Linked DNA regions of Homo sapiens: region 1 is linked to region 2. Evidence: chromatin loops called from intact Hi-C (ENCODE). Cell type or tissue: Calu3. All regions are shown on one strand. Each heading gives the region's core, and the rest is flanking DNA. Links, peaks and the distances in the headings are about the cores only.

Evidence for each region. Peaks named below come from ENCODE experiments on the same cell type or tissue, not always from the same donor. Only the 100,000 strongest peaks of a DNase experiment are listed, where the experiment ranks them.
Region 1: it touches region 2 in a loop (15-fold over the local background); 3 of 110 quality-filtered maps call a loop at or near these places.

What each region holds. Positions count from the first base shown.
Region 1 is chr4:81,841,606-81,848,094 of GRCh38, reverse strand. No RefSeq gene overlaps it. Among named protein-coding and RNA genes, the nearest start is that of RASGEF1B, 370 kb to the right of the region's middle. In Calu3, for the core only: a CTCF peak has its summit at 3,192; a DNase peak (open chromatin) is centred at 3,214.
Region 2 is chr4:81,633,231-81,639,719 of GRCh38, reverse strand. No RefSeq gene overlaps it. Among named protein-coding and RNA genes, the nearest start is that of RASGEF1B, 160 kb to the right of the region's middle. In Calu3, for the core only: no CTCF peak of the experiment used is centred there; a DNase peak (open chromatin) is centred at 3,839.

The DNA.
Region 1 (6,489 bases), core at 468-5,467, 210 kb before region 2:
TCACTGTACTTTGTATATAGTAGACATTCAAATAGTAAATTATATTAAATATTAAATAAGTTTAATATTTATCTTAAACATTAAAGATAAATTTCACTCTGCTATGTAAGATAAGATTAATGCACATGGCATGCACCATTTAAAACTCTGAAAAAGGAAGTTAAATAAAGGAAGGTAAAAGAGTCAAGAGACTTTGTCTTTAATATCTCTTAAACTAAAATAATAATATTATTGTACCTAGTAGAACAGTAAAAAGGCTCTTACTGGACTGTCTTCAGATTCCCTGGAAACACACACTGACATGGGGATTTGTGTGCAAGAAGTTTATTGGGGAGTGCTCTGAGGATGAGATCAACACCTGTAGAAAAGAGGGAGCAGGAAGCAGGCTGAGCAGCTGCAATGGAGGCCCCAGCTGATCCGTGGGAGAGTTCTGAAGCTGAGCGGCACCTTAGAGTTGCTCTGCCTTGGGTCGAGAGGACCGAGTCTTTATACCACTATTATTGGAAAGGTCTAGTGACCTTGGGCTAGGCAGCATGCTGGCTAAAGGCAATCACTAGAAAATAACTCAGCTGAGAGCCATCTTCTACTAACAGTCCCAGCAGCTGAAGGAGTGAGTGCTCCAGTCCTGAGGAGGAGATGTGGGCAGGGCACTGCAGCAGCCAAGGCTACACTAATGCCATTGGGGTGTTGGTCAGTGATTTCAAAAAGTCAGTCAAAGAGGAGAATCATAAAAAATGATACATACACCCACAAATACTCTATTTCAACTTAAAATATAGGAATGTGAGTTGATTTGCCTTTTACTTATAGGAATAAGGCCTTTGAGTATGGGCCACTGGTTGATGTTTTACATCTTGTGCAGATAACATAAAGAGATCATTGTGTAAAATGTTCTGTTTCAGCTTATTTAGAGATGCTTGTGAAACATGGTTGTCTTTTTTACACATAATTTGAAAGCAATATTTTTAGTGATTTGCCTATATTATGTTTTAGTTTTTAAATTTGATTTTATATTTTCTCATATCATAAAAGTACATATTTTAAAGCATCAAACAGTCCTACAAACCTTATAATTAAAAACAGTAGTATTTCATTCCACCTCTCCCTGCTCTTAATACCTACTATTCTCTGTAGGCAATCACTTCAACTCCCTTTTCCATTTTTCATTTGGATTCACCTCTATACAAACATCCCTGTGCTTATGTTATTTTTTGTGTTAATTTTTCAATTTTGGATATTTTCTTTTTCTGAGACAGGGTCTTGCTCTGTCACTCAGACTGGAGTGCAGTGGCACTATCATGGCTCACTGCAGCCTCAACCTCCTGGGCTCAAGCAATCCTCCCACCTCAGCCTCCCTCCGAGTAGTTGGGATTACGTCTGTGCCACCATGCCTGGCTTATTTTTTAGTTTTTTGTTGAGTTTAGGGTCTTGCTGTGTGGCCCAGGCTGGTCTCAAACTCCTGGGCTCAAGTGATTCTCCTGCCTCGGCCTCCCAAAGTGCCAGAATTACAGGCATGAGCTACCATGTCCAGCTAGTTTTAGATGTCTATTCATGCCTTCTACAGAAACTGATGAGTTTTCTTACATCCCCTATCTCTGTCTCCCTCGCCCTGTTCTTCAACACATACTTCCCCTCTTGTCTTCCAAACATGATTGTTTGAAAGTTGTAGCTTCTATCATTGAGCCTGTGTTACTATCACTTAACAGCTGAGCCATGTATTACAATATGATTGCATTTACTTTTCTATGTAACTTTTATAGTTTTTTTCTTTTTTTGGACTTAGTAGTTACCAATAATACTTTGTCTCAATTTCTTGAACTGTAAAATGGTCATAGTAACTGTATCTATCTCGTAGAGTTGTCAAAACTGTATGTTTAACTATTAGTTTTCATGGACTTTGTTTTTTATGTACTAATCCCTAATTCATCTTAAACTTTCTAACAGAGCCGTAAATATCTTTTTAATATACTTGATTTTATATTAAATGCTCAATGAATAAGCGTTGAAAACTATAGCCAATACTCTAATCTGCGCTGTATGAATGACAAAGCCATTTAATTGCAAGAGCAATGCATTTAGAATTCTTGGCAAGGCCTGAAACTGCCCCTTCCTAGCTGTGTGACCTTTGGCTAGCATATTTGAGTCACAGCTTTATCATCTGCAAATGGGAGAATTGGATTAGATAGTCCCTAGGGTCTCTTCCAGCACCATGATTCTATTATGGAGAAAAGCATATGCAGAAAATACCAAACTATGTAAAATATGTCAATGAAAAGAGTCAAACTCTAAAATATTTTGAAGGAATTTATTCTGAGCCAGATATCAAAGACCAGTGACGTGTGACATAGCCCTCAAGAGATCCTGAGAACATGTACCCAAGGTGGTCAGGATACAGTTTGATTTTATACATTTTAGGGAGACACAAGGCGTCAGCCAGTATTTGTAAGAGATACATTGGTTTGGTCAGGAAAGGCAGGACCACTGGAATCGAGGGCTTCCAGGTCATAGGTAGATTCAAGGATTTTCTGATTGGCAATTGGTTTAAAGAGTTAAAGAGTTTAAAGGCCTTGACTCAATAGAAAAGAATGTCTTGGTTAAGATAAGGAGTTGTGGACACCAACCAACCCCTTATCTTATGCAGAGGAGGTCTCCAGAGAGCTGACTTTAGAGATAATAGATTATAAATGTTTCTTATCAGAGTTGATTTCTTTCTCCTAGATCAGGAAAAAGGAAGGAAAAGCAAGGGGATTCTCTTCAGAATGTAGATTTTCCCCAAATCAGTCAGCTTTGCAGGACTATTTCAGGACATGGCAAATAAAACATATTTGGGCTTGAACTACTTTGATTTCCTTCTTTATCTGTCGTGTGATGTTATGCCAGAGTCAGGTTGGAAAGTGAGCCACATTATATAGGGTTAAATAAAACCCCTTTGATGAGACATTATGGATTGTAGGGTGTAACCCACCAGTCCCCTTAGATACAAATTTGGGCAAGAGAAGAAAAAGGTCAGTGTTTAGTTCTCAAATGTAAGATTGCAATGACATAGCTTCTACCACCTCTAGCACCACCTCCAGAAGACCTCTTAATAACCTTCTGGGCAGGATTATGCGACATCACTCACACTATGATAAAGGAGAATTTTGTTGAGTCATTTTATACAAACAATTGTCCTACCCCTTTGGGACACCTAGTTGTAATTTGCGGGCACCACCACTAAATGTCGCTATAGGTTACATAACTAAGTGGTCAGGAGTGCTCTATGTGTGTGTTGTTCTACAAGCTTTGAAAACTACCATTTAATCTCCTTATAGATTTAGAACTACATACCTTAAGTACTTAAACCAAAGTATTAAAAAACCTTGAAATTAAGATTTTTAAAGAAGGCGGTAAAACACAAAATGCTCTTTATTTCTTCCTTCCATATGCCTTTTCCCTCAAATGTTGTTTCTGTGTATCTAGTCACTGGTATAAACCAAGTAAACTGGTATTTAAAGGAACTCTTAACTGAGCAATTGCTTGACTCTCAGGCCTGCACCTTAATGATTTTTCTTTCCTCCAAAGATAAGAGATTAAGCAATAGGAGGAAATACGGGTCTCTTTGTTTTCTGTTTCTTGTGTCTGTTGTATTTCCAAGCTTATCTAAAATCCTAGACACTTTAATGTATTTTATTGATTTTACAAAAATATGCACATATTTTATATTTTAACATTTCTGAAATTATGATGCTTTATATAATTAATAGCAACATACAATTATATTGGTAGCACTTCTCTTTCTTAGTGATATCTCATAATCAACTTTTAATTTGATAAAATATTGTATCTGATATTATAATGTATCCATCTGAATTTATTAGAGTTCAGGGTTGTCTTAAAGAGTTGTTTGACAGGGGAACTTCGTTTTCTAATCAATTTTTAAAATTTTTTTCATTTTATTTTATTGTATTTTTAGAGTCTTGCTCTGTTGCCCAGGCTGGAGTTCAATGGTGTGATCTCGGCTCACTGCAACCTCCACCTCCCGGGTTCAAGTGGTTCTTGTGCCTCAGCCTCTTGAGTAGCTGGGATTACAGCCATGCGTCATCACACCTGGCTAATTTTTGTATTTTTAGTAGAAACGGGGTTTCGCCATGTTGGCCAGGCTGGTCTTGAACTCCTGGCCTCAAGTGATCCTCCCAAAGTGCTGGGATAACAGGCATGAGCTAACGTGCCTGGCCTCTAATAAAATTTTGTAGGGAGTTAAGAGTGGAAGAGATAATAATATTTATTGAATGTCCAGTATAGTCTGGACGTATGCACTTTGCGAATATGATGTATTTAATACTCATATGCTGGAAAGTGGGCTTTTTTTCTTTCTATTTTATGGGTGAGAAAACCGAGGCCTAGAAAGGTCAGTAACTTGTACAACTTGTAACTTGTCATACTACTAGTACGGGTCACTGTTTGAAATGGTGTATTTCTGATTATAAATCTTAGACTTTTCCTACCCTGTTACATTGATATTTTACCGTTCCCTTTAATACCAGAACATTTTTCTAACATATAGAACTCAGCCCTCTTTGAATAATGTAGTTTTCTGACAATCCTTTAAAAATATTGATTAAAAATCTTTGATTAAACAACCTAAGAATGATTTTTCTGAACTCTAGTCTCAATCTTTGTGATCAAAAGGGTAGAACCAGAACTCGATGTCTCCGAGAGGTGAATTGCTTCTCCAGAGAGTAATGGTGCTCTGCAAGAGACAGCATGGGGTGTGTCAAACTCATGTAGAGTGTTTGGATCCCCTTAGTCTTCTGGTAGACCACTTGAGGAGACAGTTTTCAAAATGCCTTGAATTGAAACAAACAACCCCCAACCAAAAAAATAAAAAAATAAAAATAAAACCCCAAGGAATATTTCCTCCAAGTCTCTTCCTTATAGAAAGCTAGTTTATCAGCTCTATGTTATGGTTTCTGTCAGAGTCCATAAGTGTCCTGGAGATCCAGGCTGTAGGCAAGATGCAGTTGATAGGAAATGCTTAGTCAATGTCCCTTTACTTCCCAAGGGGCAAGGCTGAGAAATGAAGAGCAACTTCCTTTCGTACATCTTTGCTTTGACAGTCCTCTGCGTTCAAATGGCACTCACTGGTAAAGACAAGGGCAGAGAGAGAAGAAAACAGCTTACTGATTGTCACTGTGTTTTCACAGGCCAGAGGTACCTAAATTTCAATTCCCAGCAACTCTCAGAAACTGCTGAAATGCATTGCCTTTTAATTCCCTACCTCATATCCTGAAGGGCATTTGTTGTCTACAGGATGTACTTATGTTTTCCATTTTCAATCCTCCTTTTACAGGTTCCCCTCATTTGTAAATCTAAAAATGAAACATTAGCAATCTGTCAGCGGTTCTGTTCCATTCATTTGTCTTGGGGTTTATTATAGAAATACTTTTTATATCAGCAACTTAGGATCTTATGATGATAAATATTCTGTTGTCCCATTTCACAATGATTTCTCAAATAGTGGGCATATGACTGCAACATGTACAGGAAATAATAGCTGAAAATTTGAGATCACCAAGGCATGAGTTGATTACCATTGTTTAAAATTTCTTTGGCTTAAAGATGATACTATATATGCTGAAGCAATTTTGAAATGATATATTTAACTTTCAATCTCTTAAGGGACATAATGACTCTATTATGTGTTATCTGGTTGAAAACCATTGAATGAAAACTATTTGCACCTATTCAGAGCCATCCATCCATCGTCAAAGTGATCACTCTGGGAAGGAAGGCCAAGTGACAAGCCATGAGGCTTTTTATTTTATTTCAAATTCTTGGACATTCCAATGTGAAACCAATGAGAGTATGGGTATATGTGGCAAAACGTTAAGACCAGAGTCACCCAATATCTTTCTGAATACTAAAATTGGGGACCTCTTTCAGTTCTTATGTGATTTCTTAGTTGCATCTCACTCGTTTATTTAATCATTTATCCCTTCAATCATTCTACAAATATTTATTGAACACTGGCTATGTGTCATGTACTATGCCAAGTACAGAGGATACGCCGTCAATATGACAGAGTCCCTGTCTTTGAGGAACTAATATTCTATGAGAGTTACAGGTAAGTAGACAGTTAAGTGTATGATGATAAGCACTGTGATAGGGATAAGTATGATGTGAGGTGGGAGGAGATAGAAAATTTTAGTCCTGATTTGGGAGACTGGGAGGGATTGTTTCCTGGGCTTGTTCTGTGACGACATTCTCGTCTGGCTCTTTTCCTACTCCTCCGACTACCTTTTCTCAATTTCCTTGGCTGGCTCTTCTTTCTATTCATCTTAATAAATATCAGTGTTTTCTGGGGCTTCCTTCAGTTCCTTATTTCTTATAATTAAACACTTTCCTAGGCAATCTCAGTCATATCTGTGGCTTTGACTATCCTTATATACACTGGTGGTGCCTAACTATATCTCTAATCAGCCTTACACTATTAAACTAGTGATTCATTCA
Region 2 (6,489 bases), core at 1,036-6,035:
CTTCCCATGGACCTGCTGTCCCAAGCTACAGTGACTGGTAGCCCCAAGGGGATTGCATCCTTCAAACCAGGACATGCCAGGTACCTGGATCCAGGTGGGTGAGAGACTTACCTCCACTCCCCTCTCCTCCTGGCCTATCCCCTCCCCCACCCCCTGCTGCCACCCACCAAGCATGCATGGTACTGCCAGTCTGGAGAGGAGATGGCAATAACCACACCCTGTGCTGGGAGTCCAGGGCCCACAGGCTCGATCAGGATCTGCCCTGTACCCATGCCTAGTCCTTGCAGGAACAAAGGGTGACAGCAGTCACTGGGCAGGGTGGGGAGGGGCAGCCAGCAGGGCTTGGGCAGAGATAGACATTGGCAGTTAGTTTGGAGTCCCTTTAATATAACATGTATGAATACAGCCAGCCTGTATGCTCTCCCAATATAAACCAATTGATACATTCAAGTTTTCATATATTTTCAAACTAAGACCCTGAACCCATTAGCAATCCCTTCTTATTTCCCCAACAATCTCCCCCGACCCCAGCCCTAGGAAACCACGAATCTACTTTCCATTTCTATGTATTTTCCTATTCTGGGCATTGTTTACCACATTGAAGTTTTGGTGTGGACATGTTTTTATTTCTCTAGGGGTCTAACTGCTGGGTCATTTGGTAACTCTGTGTTGAATATTTTGTTTGCCACAGCATCTGTGCTACTTTACATTCTTACCACCAATGTATGAGGGTCTCAATTTCTCCACATCTCCAAGCTAGAGTTCTCTTTGACAACCTGAGTTAACCTAACCTCACTAGGACATAGAGTAACTGAGACAGAGCTATTGTATATGGCTGTTCATATTGCTTGCTTGCTTTTCTTAGGCATGGTTAGCCACAAAACCTATCATCAGTTCAACTGGGTTATGTATTAAGAAATGCATGCATTTCTTTCTTTTCTTTTCTTTTCTTTTTCTTTTTTTTGAGATGGAGTCTCGCTCTGTCACCTAGGCTAGAGTGCAGTGGTGTGATCTTGGCTCACTGCAACCTCTGCTTCCTGGGTTCCAGTGATTCTCCTGCCTCAGCCTCCTGAGTAGATGGGATTACAGGCTCATGCCACCATGCCCAGCTAATTTTTGTATTTTTAGTAAAGACGATGTTTTACCATGTTGGCCAGGTTGGTCTTGAACTCCTGACCTCAAATGGTCCATCTGCCTCAGCCTCCCAAAGTGCTGGGATTACAGGTGTGAACCACCGCGCCCAGCCAGGAAGGCATACATTTCTTAATTGCTAACATTTATTGTTATCCTTGTTTTTGATTATGGCCATCCTACAAAGGTGTGATGGGTGTAATGTGGTACCTTGTTGTAGTTTTGATTTGCATTTTTCTAATAGCTAATAACATGGGACATCTTTTCATGTCCTTACTAACCATTTGTAAATCTTTCAAATCTTCTGTTTAAATTCTAAGCCCATTTTACATATATATGTAAAATATTATATAATTTAATATATATAAAATTAAGTGTAAAATATATATAAATATATATTCAATTAAAAGTAAAATAATATGTATTATAATATATATCTATATATTATAATACATATTATTTTACTTTTAATTGAATATATATTTATATATTATATATAATATATTAATATATAATATGTATTATATATAATATAAATATGTATTATATATTATATATTATATCTATATTATATATAGATATAATATATAATATATCTAATATATATTAGATATAATATATAATTATATTATATATATTAGCCAGTGCTTTGGGGGGCTGAGACAGGGGGATCGCTTGAGCCCAGGAGTTTGAGGCTGCAGTGAAATATGATCGTGCCACTGCACTCCGGCCTAGGTGACAAAGCAAGACCCTGACTCTAATATATAGATATATATATAGATATATATTATATCGATATTATTATATTAATATTATATATTAATATCTATATATTATAGATGTAGATATTAATATCTATATATTAATATATAGATATATATTATATCTATAGTATTATAATATATATTATATAATTATATATTATATATTATATTATATAATATATTATATAATATATAATATATATTATTATATAATATATATTTTATATTATATTATATTTTATAATAATTATATTATATATTATATAATATTATGTAATATATATTATATTATATAATATTATGTAATATATATTATATTATATAATATTATGTAATATATATTATATTATATAATATTATGTAATTTATATTATATTATATATAATATAATATAATATTGTATGATATATAATACAATATTATATTATATTATATATAATATAATTATATATTATAATTATATATTATATATTATATTATATAATATAATATATAATATATAATTATATAATATATATTATAATACTATAGATATAATATATATCTATAATATATAGATATTAATATATAATATTAATATAATATCGATATAATATATATCTATATATATATCTATATATTAGAGTCAGGGTCTTGCTTTGTCACCTAGGCCGGAGTGCAGTGGCACGATCATATTTCACTGCAGCCTCAAACTCCTGGGCTCAAGCGATCCCCCTGTCTCAGCCTCCCAAAGCACTGGCTAAGCCCATATTTTAATTGGGGTATCTTTCTTTATTTTATTGAGTTGTAAGAGTTCTTCATATATTCTAGATATAAATCTATTATCAGATATGTAACATGCAAATTTTCCCCCATTTTGTGAGTCATCTTTTTCATTTTCTTGTTGATGTCCTTTGAAGCATAAAAATTTTTAATTTTGATGCAGTCTAATTTATCTATTTTTTTCTTTTGTTGCACTTGCTTTTGGTATTATATTTAAGACCTCACTTAACCCAAAATCACTGAAGATTTACTTCTGTGCTTTCTTCTATGAGTTTTATAATTTTCTTTCTTACATTTAGGTCTATGGTCCTTTTGGGGTTAATTTTCATCTATCATGTGAGAAAGGGGTCCAGTTTCATTCTTTTGCATATAGATATGCACCATTTGTTGAAAAAAAAACTATTATTTCCCCCATGGAATTGTTTTGGTACCCTTGTCAAAAATTAACGTCTAGCCTTATGCTGCCTTATCTTGAGAGAAATGCCTTATCATGAGAAAATGACTCAAGTTTGGGAAATCTACTGATTTTGTCAGATTTATTTTATTTGAGTGTTTTACAGACATAAAGGAATTAGAAATAGCTTCCTAAATCATTCATTCTTTTCTAACCTTAATGCAATTCAGTTAGAACAAAACCTGGGTCCAGTGGGGTCCCCAACCCTCAAAACCCTCTAGCCAACTTGATGAGAAAGAATGTTGTGGGTTTTATGAGAAAAAACAATCAGGAAATAATATTTCTTGAGTAATGCTTTTGGCATTTAACATTAAAGCAAACTAGTTTATTACTTTGGAGTCAACGACTCAGGCAAATTTTTATAGGATTTTATAGATTCTCCACATAATCATTACATTGTAGTGGTGCCTACAACATGCCAGGGACACTAAACATGTGCATGTCTGGATCCATTGATTATTAATTTTCCCCTCCAATCCTTACCACAATCCTAAGAAGTGAATATTGATTTCCCTGTCTTACACATAAGGAAACAAAGGTTGTGTAACTTGCCCAAGGTCATCCACCTTGTAAGTGGCTGAGATGGAATTTGAACTCAGGTTTGTCCGAATTTCAAGTTTAACGTGTTGCAGTTTGCCTTTACAGACGTATCACCAGCCTTGTATACCAGCTTTTCTTTTGCACAGTGCTTTCACTTCCTCATTCTTACAGAGGCTGTGTTCCCTGCCACGTGGGGTGAGCCAATGGGCTGAAGAAGCATGAGGAAAAGGAGACTCGGGTATGGCAGGTGGCTGTGTGGAGAGGACACTTGGTAAGAATGCTGCCAAGTTGCAGGTGTAAATGATCCGTGAGATAAATGAGAAGCCTTCCCCTGTACGACTGCTTTTCATCAAGCAGAAATGATTGAAAAGATTCTGGGTCAAAGAATTTACCTAAGTTTATTTTTATAGAAATTTTGTGTTTTAGAGCCAGAAAAATATTTAATCTGACTCAACTAGGAAACCTGTACTCATAAATAGATTCTCCTGAACATAATCAAAATGATAATTTCCTCCTCTGGGCTCAACCAGCCCTGGTTGCCCTACTGCAATTATCATCTCTCTGCCAGTCTACTATGCTATTTCATTTTGTCAATCCATACTAATTTTCAGGCAGTGCAAGGAGTTGTGTGTGTGTGTGTGTGTGTGTGTGTGTATGTGTTTCCCTGCAGCTCAAATCATCTCTGTCTCCAGAGGAAAGCATGACTGCTGTAAGTCAAATTGAATTTGCAATTCCCAGGATAGCCTTTATCACTGTTGTGCAAACACTGTCCTCTTAAAAACCTGTCTGAGGGATAGCATTTGATACCTGTGCATCATCTGACTCCATGAGGCCAGTGTTGAAAATCTTGCTGTCCTTCTCATCAGGCCAGTTGAAGTATGGCCTAGTCATAGTGTAAAATGGCTGTTCTTTTCCTCTGGAGCATTTCCTACATATGCTGCTTATCAATAGGAGTGGGTCATCACTAAACAAAAGAAATGAGCAGGCAGAGGGAGGGGATTGTCAGTGTTCCCTGGAGGTTGAACATTTTAAGTGTGTACATAAGTGTGCCCAGTTATGACAGAGTCACTTCCTGTCCTGAATCCCCTCCACAAACACAGGACAATGTCATGAGGTGTATGATGTAGATAATCACATGGTGTGTTGCAGCAACATATTTAGAGCTTATCATCAAGAGGACTTTTGAAATAGGCAGGTGAAGACTCCATTTCCGTTGTCCAGAAAGAGATGATGAGAGTGAAATTTCAGCATCATAGCCTATGTGCTGTCAACATGGATGTAATAAGCTTTTGATAATTTACAGGCTATTTTTCTGCTCAGTGAATGATTTAGGGCCTTTTATTCTGTGATTGACAGGGCTTCTTTCACAAGGCGGGCATGGGGAGGGGAAATGACCATTTTCCAACTCATTTCCAGTGTTGCTGAAGAACTTCTTGTGGGGTGTAGAGTATAATCCCCAATAGCTGGGACGCCCTGGGATGATTTTTGGATAAAAGTATATTTGACATGTCAGTATCACCCTATTCCTTGCAGTTGGCACTTGCAATTCCCAAGGCTACCATGGGAATTGCAAAATTTTTTTAAAAAAATATGAGATTGGAATTTCCATTTCTGTGCCCTAAACATGAGATATAATAGCAACATCCAGGTCACTGTGATTAAAGATCTCACCCCACGTTTGATGCCGTAGTCCAGGTTCTGCTTTTTGAGACTGGCTCTTCCTCTTGTTTCCCTTAGTTTGCACTCTTTCTGCTTCCACCTACCTCTCAGACACACCCACAGCCTCCTTTGCTAATTCCGAATTTTTCCACTCAGCTTCATGATGGAGGAGCTACCTTGAGATCTATAGTCACCCCACTTCTCGGCTCCATTCTCTTCCTCAGAGCTATTCCATCCACTCCTTTGTCCTCACTCACATGTAAATCTGTTAGTGCCAGAGCTGAATAGCTCACTACCTACTAGGTGTCAACCTAGAAACATCCAGCAGACATCTTAGACTTAACTAGTTGAAAATCAAACTAAATACTGTTCCCTTCCTTTTTCTGCCGTACTCAGGTCTCCAGTTCCCAGAGTTGCTCATCATCAGTAAGAATTTCCATGTATCACATAAATTGCTTCACCTTCTTTGAAAAGAAATCTGGAAGACTTAGTTATAATGAAAAGTATGTATACTGGCCAGACACAGTGACTCACGTCTGTAATCCCAGCACTTTGGGAGGCCGAAGCAGGTGGATCATTTGAGGTCAGGAGTTCGAGACCAGCCTGGCCAACATGGTGAAACCCTGTCTCTACTAAAAATACAAAAACTAGCTGGGCGTGGTGGCAGGCACCTATAATCCCAGCTACTCATGAGGCTGAGGCAGGAGAACCATTTGAACCCAGGAGGCAGAGGTTGCAGTGAGCTGAGATCACGCCACTGCACTCCAGCTTGGGTGATGGAGTGAGACTCTGTCTCAAAAAACAAAAAAAAAGTACCTATACCTTTTAACCCAGCGATCCTATTTTTAGACTCTATCTTATTGAATTCAAAGCACCTCTCTATATAAAGATATATTTGTAAGGATGCTTATTGTTAGTGATAGAAAACTGGGAACAACCTGAATTCCCATCAGAGCAGAATAGATGACAATGAATTATGGCCATCTTGCAGCTCTTCAGTGTGAAAACGCATCTATGATATATTCTGAAGTGAATAAAGCAGCTTGCAAATTAATATGTACATCATCCCGTTATTATAAAAACAAAAATAACAAAAAACTCTACCTGTGTATATGTGTTTGTGTGTTTGAATGGACATGGGAATGGTGGAATAATCAGCTGACTTAATGTTATTTCCCA